Regions from separate parts of the Mus musculus genome. Here all the other regions are linked to region 1. The links are chromatin contacts, found by Hi-C or POLR2A ChIA-PET in ENCODE. All regions are on one chromosome and are shown on one strand. The core of a region is the stretch at or near the end of the contact, and the rest is flanking DNA. Distances in the headings are between cores, read along the strand shown.

What was found. Hi-C counts contacts between places; a loop is a spot of excess contacts on that map. ChIA-PET counts read pairs that join two places held with the same protein, here RNA polymerase II (POLR2A).
Region 2: a map of Patski shows a loop between it and region 1 (2.7-fold over the local background). The contact joins the promoter of Ntn5 here to the promoter of Bcat2 in region 1. A Hi-C loop is called at or near these places in 2 of 37 maps with a recorded cell type or tissue (Patski and heart). POLR2A ChIA-PET finds 5 or more read pairs at or near these places in 1 of 5 experiments (Patski).
Region 3: POLR2A ChIA-PET joins it to region 1 with 29 read pairs in embryonic stem cell. The contact joins the promoter of Mamstr here to the promoter of Bcat2 in region 1. POLR2A ChIA-PET finds 5 or more read pairs at or near these places in 2 of 5 experiments (Patski and embryonic stem cell).

What each region holds. Positions count from the first base shown.
Region 1 is chr7:45,568,607-45,571,642 of GRCm38, forward strand. It overlaps Bcat2 (branched chain aminotransferase 2, mitochondrial), which reads left to right and starts at 1,547. Exons shown (of 11, transcript NM_009737.3): 1 at 1,547-1,793. The coding sequence starts at 1,770. It overlaps 0610005C13Rik (RIKEN cDNA 0610005C13 gene), which reads right to left. Exons shown (of 5, transcript NR_038166.1): 4 at 2,380-2,586.
Region 2 is chr7:45,682,622-45,685,657 of GRCm38, forward strand. It overlaps Ntn5 (netrin 5), which reads left to right and starts at 1,401. Exons shown (of 7, transcript NM_001358870.1): 1 at 1,401-1,877. The coding sequence starts at 1,844. Sec1 (secretory blood group 1) reads right to left here. Exons shown (of 4, transcript NM_001271578.1): 2 at 2,645-2,734; 3 at 1,559-1,670. The coding sequence starts at 1,655.
Region 3 is chr7:45,638,484-45,641,519 of GRCm38, forward strand. It overlaps Mamstr (MEF2 activating motif and SAP domain containing transcriptional regulator), which reads left to right and starts at 1,494. Exons shown (of 10, transcript NM_172418.2): 1 at 1,494-1,547; 2 at 2,219-2,356. The coding sequence starts at 2,299. It overlaps Rasip1 (Ras interacting protein 1), which reads left to right. Exons shown (of 12, transcript NM_028544.1): 12 at 202-609. The coding sequence ends at 401. A030001D20Rik (RIKEN cDNA A030001D20 gene) reads right to left here and starts at 275. Exons shown (of 2, transcript NR_152217.1): 1 at 200-275.

The sequences.
Region 1 (3,036 bases), core at 297-2,796:
GTGTGTGTGTGTGTGTGTGTGTTCTGGCACCGATTGTCTAACTACCTCTGAAGCCTTAAAGGTGGAGAGCTAAGGATGAAGGGGTGTGGTTTGAAGCTGTAGGCTGATGTGAGGTCCTGTAATGATTTGAAGTATGAAATTTTTTTGAGCTTCTTAGGAAACTTGAAGGAGGCACAATGAACCATGGACCTGAGAACACATACACACCCCCCTCTGTGTGTGTACTCAAGCACTTATCTCAGAATTACAATGAACATGTTATCTCCTTGTGCAGAGTGAGGCGTCTTAGCTTCTAGCCATCATCTTTCTCCAAAGTCCTATTTCTTTTTGTCTCATTTGAGACAAGAGTTTAGCTTTCTCACTTAGGGTGCTTTTTTATTTGCAACAAACCTCCTGCCTCAGCTAGGCCTGGCTTAAAGTACACTTTCTCTGATCCACTGGCATTTACAGTGAACTGTTTCTTTTTTTTTTTTTTTTTTGGTTTTTTGAGACAGGGTTTCTCTGTGTAGCCCTGGCTGGCCTGGAACTCACTCTGTAGACAGAGTTGGCCTCGAACTCAAAATTCACCTGCCTCTGCCTCCCAAGTGCTAGGATTAAAGGCATGCGCCACCACACCCGGCTGCGCTGTTCCTTTTTATCAAAGCCGTCTGGCCCGCTTTGCCACTGATGATAGTTCCTGTGAATGTGCATTGTTGTTCTTGCTTTATTTTTAGAAAAGCGTTTTATAGCAAGCAGTGGTGGCACACCTTTAATTTCAGCTTTGGAGGCAGAGGCAGGAGGATCTCTGTAAGTCTGAGGACAACCTGGTTTACTTACCGAGCTAGTTCTAGGACAACCTGGGCTACACAGAGAAACACTGTCTCTAGATAGATAGATAGATAGATAGATAGATAGAAGAAAGAAAAAATGTTTTAAACTTTTTGTGTATGTGTATTGCCTGCACATATGTTAGTGTATCATGTGCATGCCGGTGCCTGTGGAACTCGGAAGAGGGCACAGAATCCCTTGGAACTGGAGTTACAGGCACTTATGAGCTATGTGGGTGCTAGGAACCAAGCCCGGTCCTCTCTAAGAGCAGCCCAGTACTTTTAACTGTTGCGCCCTCTTTCCAACCTCTTTTTTTTGTTTGTTTGTTTTTCGAGACAGGGTTTCTCTGTGTAGCCCTGGCTGTCCTGGAACTCACTTTGTAGACCAGGCTGGCCTCGAACTCAGAAATCCTCCTGCCTCTGCCTCGAGTGCTGGGAGGCAGTGTTTTAAGGCAGGGTCTTACCAGATAGCCCTGGCTGGCTTGGAACTAATTAGGTGGCTCAGAATGGTTTTGGACTCACAGAGATCCTTCCACCTGTCTCCCAAACGCTGAGCTTAAGACGTGTGCCACCATGCTCGGCGACATATACAAAATTTAGAGGTCTGGATCTGTTCCCAGGGGTTAGAGCGCTTCCCAAACATTCACGAGCCCACGGATTCCATACTCAGATGCCAAACAAAAGCCAAAGTAAATGCCTAGCTGGGAGTGAGTGTGGCTGTGGTAGAGCAGGGTAGGGTGGAGGCGAGGAGGGAGAGAGTGCGGCAGGTCGGGACCGTTCCCGCGCAGGATCTTCACAGCAGAGCCTGGGTCCCTGTGGTCCCAGAACTAAGGACGGCCTGGCAGAAGTGAGGCTCGACACAGCAGCCATCTGCGGGAGGGGGCGTGAGCAGGGCGGGGCCCGAATGCCTTTCACCAGGCCGCGCCCCAGGCGGGCACAGTCACCAGCCGCACACACCGGATCATGGCTGCAGCCACACTAGGACAGGTGGGTGCGTGGCCGGCCGGCGCTGGGGGCTCTGGGGGACCTGATGCGGGGGGGGCGCACTTCCGGGTGGACCACTGGCGCGCAGCCTTTCCGGCTTGGCGTCATTCCTCTGTGCCTCGGGTTCCGCTGCCCAGCACGGAGGCGGATGGACCCCCCCTTGGGAAGAAAGACGGGGCTATAACGGGCGGGCGGCAGAATGGGTAGACAGGAGTGGGGCGCGAGAGGTGCCTGAACCGGGAGCTCGGACGTGGGGAGCCATGGAGGAGGACTATAATGGGAGAAGTACAGGGTGGGGTGGATGCGGGGAAGTTGTGGCTGGGGCATGCAGCCTGTGTGTGTTAAGGACCAGTTGCTCTTGGGTTCCTTTAGACAAGGGGCCCAGGACCTCTTGGGACTTAGTGTATGGCTTGGCGCAGGGTCTTGGGTGGGAATTGAACCCAAGATCTTATTTCTTGGAACAAAAAGCACATGTCGATGTGTGCAGTGTCTGAGGCTCTCTGTACCTGGTTTTGTAATCCCAGTCAAGTTTCTGTCTGTCAAAATGATAAAAGATCCTCCAGACCAGAAGACTTCAGTCAGTGCTTACCGATGGTGTCAAGCGGTGTCATAGATGGAGAATCTATGATATTTCGTTTGTTTGTTTGTCTTTTCGAGGTAGGGTTTCACTGCATACTCCCAGCTGTCCCGTTGCTCTGTAGACCACCAGGTTGGCCTCGAACTCTGCCCGCCTCTGCCTTCTGAGTCCTAGAATTAAAGTCCTGGGCCACCACTGCTGAGCTTGAGAGTCTGTGATCTTAAGAGAACGTGATAAATAAGTGTGGAAACAGCTGGCCATAACCTTGGGGGAAAGCGTTTGCTGTTAGCTCCCACCTGCTTATCAGAAGTTCTCGCTCCAGGCTGGCGAATTCCTGAACAAACCTTTAAGTCCCCCAGTTCTTAGTGACAGACAGAAATGTTCTATGCAGATGGTCTTGGGATATGACGGGGACAAGAATCTAGGCTCTGACTGTGTGGTGGCCTTGGATGGATACAGCATTGCCATACTGGACCAATCTCTAATTCTAATGGGACAGAACTGGGTTCTGAAGACAGTTTTACCCTGTAATGGAGACACTTTGAACATGAGCCTGCTCAGAGCTATGAGTATCTAGTGGTGAGTGTCCACAAAGTGAAATTTTGGAGTATAGAGGAACCTGCTGGCTGGGGTTTGCAAGGACTGTCTTACAGGGACTAGCCTAGACTG
Region 2 (3,036 bases), core at 151-2,650, 110 kb after region 1:
GCCTCACTTGCCCGCAAAGCAAACCCATCCTCCCCCACCCCAGCTCCTTCTTTTCTCATTGCAGTCATTTTCTTTCTCCTGGCTCTCTAGCCAACTCGAAGTGGATCGCCCAGCCCAGCCAGAGCACCAGGGAGCAGAGCTGGGCCAGAGAACCTGGGCAGAGAAGAGAAAGGGCTCAAGATGGCTTTGGGAGAGGGAGTGGATCTCGGAACACTTCCTGGTAAAGGCAGCAGCTTTGGGAAGTGCTCTGTTGCTGCCATCTTGAGGTGACGCCCAGCCTTCATCCGGCTATGCCGAGAGCGCCCTCTGGAGGCTGTTCCACAGCAAGGCCTGGAAGACTCAGTGGAGAGGCTGTGCTACCCACCTCCTTTGCCTGAGGCTGCAGACAGAGACCCTCTACTGTGGAGAGCAAACAGGCCTGAGCTCTCCCGAGGCTTGACCCTGTGAGGGTTAGGGTCTCGATACTTGGGGAGCTCCATAGCACCTCTGAATTAAGGACCAGCCACTTCCTGGGTGGGCTTGGCTTCCCCACAGCTGATGCTTTCTGGGGGTCCCCCAGCCAGCTCAGGCACCCAGAGCAAAGTGAGGAGGAGAACTCCCTCTGGAGACAGCGTAGGGACTTACCACGCTAGGCAGGCAGGATCCTGCAGCAGACCCAGACCTTCTCTGGATGTCTGACAGCCATCTGTCCTGCTCCACAGCGAGCCATTCGCAATTGTCTACAGAACAGACCAGCTTCCCGTCTTTCTGTCTAGAAGGTGGCCTGACAGTGCCAAGGCTGGGGCAAACCGGGGAGGACTTGCTGGACCCACAAGTCCCACGTGTCACCCTATGGCTCACACAGCCCTTGCTGGGGACATGGGTCTCAGATGTGGGATCCGTTGGCCTGAGCCTTCTCTTAAAGCTTAGTCCTCCTGCATCTGTGGGTCTTGTAGCTCTCATTTGTCCTTGTCCCTGCTCCTCTAAGATCCCAGCCTCAAGGGTCACCCGGCAGTACAGAGGGATCTCTTACTCCCAGGGCACCAGGTCCCTGAGTCTTGTCCTGGGCCAGTTCTGCACACTGGCAAGACAGTAGCTATGAATGGGGTGGGTGCTCAGGAACAAACCACACATATTCTCATCTTGCTCAGAGAGAAACCACAACACTCAAATGTTCAGACACAACAAGTTGTGGAAGTGTTTCAGGCTAAAAGCCCTGGGGCCTTTATCCACCAGTGGCTGGGGGGAGGGGGGAGCTGCCTTTGGCTTTTGCTACCTTCTTTTCCTCCCCAAGTTCAGCCAGGCTGAAAGTCTTCTCCGCTGCCCTCCTTGCAGGTAGCACTGGCCTCTGGTTTCCCCTACAGCTGATCTGAGGCTGGGAATTTTAGAGCTTGAAAGCAACTGACCTTAACACCGAGTTAACGCACTTGGGGCAGGAGGATGCAGGATGGGGAGGGGCTGGCTGGCTTGGGGTCGGCCAAAAGCAGGGGCTGGCAAGCTAAACTCCAGAGGTGCTGGGGCAAGTGGGAACAGGCCAGGACCCCAATCCCAGAACCCCAAGCTGTAGTCATACCCCTACCTGCTTGGATCCTTCTAGGCCGGCTTGTTTGGGGCCACCAAGCTTCAAGCCTGCTGGGGGCGACAGTGCTCCTGTCCCACGCAGTCTCGGGTGGCATGGCTGGCAAGGGTCCCTGTGGGAAAGCGTGGCTGCTGTTGGCTAGGGTTTGGGTGGGCGGTAGTGTTGGATTCTGCGGGCTCTGCTTTCAGCTCCCGCCCAGAACCCCCACTAGCCTGGGCCTGAGAACAGCCACTCTCACTCCTCCCGAGAGCCCTCCAAGTGCTTCTCCTACAGAAGAGTGTGGGGATGACCGACTACAGGACACTCTTTTCTTCTCCAGGCAGGTTTGACCAATGGCTGGGCCCTAATAGCCAGGTAGGAGGTGCATGCTGAAGAGGGGCAGGCAGGCAGAGTCCCTTATGGATCCCACTGGCCCAGGGAATTTGGATGGGCCTGCCACTGAGAGGTAGGAATGCTGTAGGCCCAAACGGGCAAGGGCTAGTTTCTGCCTAACCCCAAGAACACAGAGAACTCACAGCCTGGTACTTCACGGTGTTGAGAGCCGGAAGGTGGGACCTTGAAATTACCTAGCAAGAAACGTGTTTACATGAGGGGCTGGGGTGGGGGAGGCTATGGGTGCATAATGGCTCAGACTCCCGGGGGCAGGGAGTCTATGGACTGGGCAAGGGAGGCACCCTGCCTGGGAAATGTCAGTGGAGCACAGGGCTCTGATGTCTGGAGGTAAGGGTACATGCAGGGGGCTCAGGAAAGTCCCAAGATCCCCAGTCCTATGTGGGGGAAGCTGAAAGCCTTAGTCCTCTGGCTCCTAGCACTCCTTAGGCTCTGGATTTCTGGTTTCTAAGTGCCTTGGCATCGGGCACACACCTTATGCCACCTCCTGCTTTTTTTCCTCCCATATCATCTACCCCCAGCACTGGCCCCCATCTGCTCGGGGGCTGAGTGCTTGTGGAGTGTGGAGGGATTTGGGTCCAGGTCTGAGATTTGGGGTAGCAAGTGGGGCCACCTCCCAGCAAGTCCCAGAAAAGTAAGTGCAGGGCCCCAACACCCTGAGCCCTAAAGGAAGGCCAGGCTCTGCCTTCCCAGTACCTGAGGGGTCTGCTCTCTAACTCCAAGGCTTTGTTGGTTTCCAGCTCCTTCAGCACCACCTTCCCTCAGCACTCTTCTCTGGCTACACACCTGGAGGGGAAAGGGTTAAGGGTGGAGGGCTGGAGTGGGTGGCAGAGAGGCCAGGGTTTTTTGGCAATAATCCGCCTTCCGTGCCCTGGGTGTGGAGAACAAGGTTAGAACCCCATGTGGGAAAGGCTTCCACTCTGACCCACGTGGGCCAAGGCCTCTTCTTCTGATTTTCTGCCAGGCAGTAGTAGCTCTCCTCTCCCTCTCGAGCCTCCCCTGGGCTTTCATGCCTGTCTCTGAGCCTACCTGCTCTTCCCTCCCAGCCCCAGAGCCTCTAGCTTCATGCCATCCAACTACCCAGCCGG
Region 3 (3,036 bases), core at 244-2,743, 70 kb after region 1:
TCAAAGAGATCCACCTGCCTCTGCCTCCAGAGTGCCGGGATTATGTGTCACCTCCTCCCCCCTCCCCACACACACGTTTTAGCTAAAATTCCCGTCATCCTTTGAAACACAGGGAACCCAGTCTCATCGTTTCTTACTTAAGGAGATAGACCACCTCACACTCATGCTGAGTTTTTAATTCGGTTTTCCTCGTACTCACAGGGGATATCTTTGAAAGTTTTTCCTCGCACCCTCCGCTCATCCTGCCCCTGGGCAGCTCACGCCTGCGCCTCACCGGCCCTGTGACAGATGACGCATTGCATAGAGAACTGCGCAGGCTCCGTCGCCTCCTCTGGGATCTTGAACAGCAGGAGCTGCCAGCCAATCATCGCCATGGACCCCCGGTGGCTTCGACACCTTGAAAACCAATGAGAAAGGAACGCGCGCAGCTTGAAACTGCATCGCTTCTTAAAAGGGAGCCCGCCTGGGCGTAGAGCATTTTGGGAGTTGTAGTTTTCCCTGCGTAGACGGCTGAGAGTTTGAGTTGTTGGGTTGGTAGACGATGGGACAGTGGGAAGATGGGCTTGGGATGTGAATGCCAAGAAGTAATAAAAATATCTGTGGTATTGACCTCACTTGTCAAGATTTGGGGGCCTTAGCAAAGATTTTTTTTTAAGGTGCCAGGGACTGTGCTTGGAACGTTGGGCGTCTGCCGAGTTTGGGGAGATATTTCTAGCCATGGCCTCAGCTTGCCCTCTAGCACGAAATGTGACCCTGTAGTACTGAGCACTGTCACACAACTCGGAACACAGCCTGGACCATGTTCTTCTGAATATCAGACCCCATGTACTACCAGTGAGAACAGGTCATCACCATCTCCCTCTTACCTACAAAGTCCAAACTTTAGCTTTCTCCCCCCAGTCCTTCCGATGCTGTCTGCCTACTGTGCACACCGCTGACTTCCAACACCCAGCACCTCTCGGGTACTAGTCCTATTCCATCAGATCCAAGAATGCAAACCTCAGCTCTCCTCTCCCATACCAGAGGCCTAAGACTCCGTCCACCACCCTCAGACCCAGAGTCCTGACTTCTGCCCCCTTCCTTTTTAGAACTAGGAGTCTGGGCCTCATGTTTGAACTTTCCCCTCCTCTGAACTTGACTCCTACTGCTGTGTCAGGAAAAAAAGAACCAACAGGTGGCACCTGCCGGCAGGGTCTGAACACGACCACCTGCCGCTGTTGCTCACCCGGGTCCCTCTCTCTGCACCTGCTCCTGTCTGTCGCCAGTGACCGCTCCACCCAACCCACAGCTCGGGACTCGGGGGAGGAGATAGTAAGGGAACCCTCGAAGTGAGCCAGGCCGGTCCTCACGGCGTGTGTGTCCCGCCCCTTTTCTGGGTCCTTGCAGGGCTTCTGATCCAAGGCTCGCTCTCTTGACTCCCACTCGCCCTAGAAAGGGGAGTCGAGGGCGGCCCAAGGCTTGTGGGGTGGAGCCTAAGGTCTCCAGCCTAATCCGGGAGACTCCACCCGCTTCAAGGCACAGCTGAGTAGCTGAGAGGAGCCTACCTGGTGAGAAGCCCCTGGGGTAGATATGGGGATTTTTTTTTTTCATTTTACCCTTCATTCTCCGTTCTGGTTCCCCCTTCTGGTCCCAATATCTTTCCCACAGAGCCCCGTGCATGACACTCAACCCATTCTGTTTCAGGGACCCCTATGTTTCCCAGACACTTGTCATATTCTTTGATTCCCGTCTGTCCTAGAATCTTCGATTCTAGTCCCTAACAGCATGCAGTTCTCGTCCTTAATCTCCTCCTCCTTCAGGGTTCAGACTCCAGACGACTGCTTCCTGCACTTTCAAAGGCCCAGAACTCCAGATTCCAATGCTCTCCCTCTTAGATGCAGGAGCCCATGACGCAGGTCCTTCCTGTACCGCCAAGATCCAGGGATTTAGACCCAGCCCTTTTGCTTCCGACTCAGAACTCCAGGCCCAAAGCCTTCTACAGACACAGCAGTCCATGCCCAAGTACTTCTCCCTCCAGCCAGAACTCCAGGCCGCAACCTTTCTTCAGTCCTAGGGCTCCAGGCCCCAGCCCGTGTCTCTCACACCCGGAGGTTCAGGACCAGCCCTCCTTTCTCAGACCCAAGGGCCCAGAGACCAGTCATCCCCCAAAAGAGCTGATCTGGCCCAGTACTTTTGTCTCTAACCTTTCACACTGTCTCCAAAATTCCCCCAATGGCAGCCTCCCGTCATCCACTTTGACCCTGCCGCGCTCTGGTGGCTCTGGCTTCCTCTGTCCAGGTCTCCACCTCAGCCTTGGCAATGACCCTGGCAGCCTCCTCCCAGCGCTCCCAAATCATCCGTTCCAAGTTCCGCTCTGGTGAGAGGTTGCTTGTCTCTATGCATGTGGGGAGGGGTCCCGGAGCCAGGGCCCAGGGTCCCAGTAACATGATTCTCTGGCATGCGTGAATCGACCAGTGGTGTTCACATACAATGTCACTTGTGCTATGGAGTGGAGTAGTAGATGAATGTGCACATGGCTTGCTAAGCCATAGGTGGTGACACCCAAGAGTGCATATGTTGCAAAGGACTTAAACTGACCTGTAGGCAAAGCAGAGGAGCAAACTGAGACCTGAAGTGCATGTGTGTGTGGCAGGGGGACCAAGAGCTATCAAGCCTTGAAAATGTCATTAGCCAGGATTTGTTGCCAATGCAAAGAGTTCTGAACACTCAGAGAGGAGCAGAAATGTGCACTGGAAACTCTTTGCCCCCAAACTGAGGGTCAAGTCTTGAACATGTGAGTGACATTCCTGTGGGTGCATGCCAGCAAGAGTAAGTTGGGGTGGGAAGTCATGTAAAGTTGTAGTGCAAACTAGAGTCCAGAGAGATTTGAGCTCCAGGGTTTAGTTTGCAGGGTGCTGGCTGTGGGGAATTCGAGGGGCAAAGGGGTGCGTGGATAAAAGGAAGTGAGAGGTTGATGAGTCAGGTTGGCAAGATGGCGACTGTGCCAGGGTGGTCACAGACTCCTGAAGTGGCAGGTGGAGCCAGGAGCATGGTTGC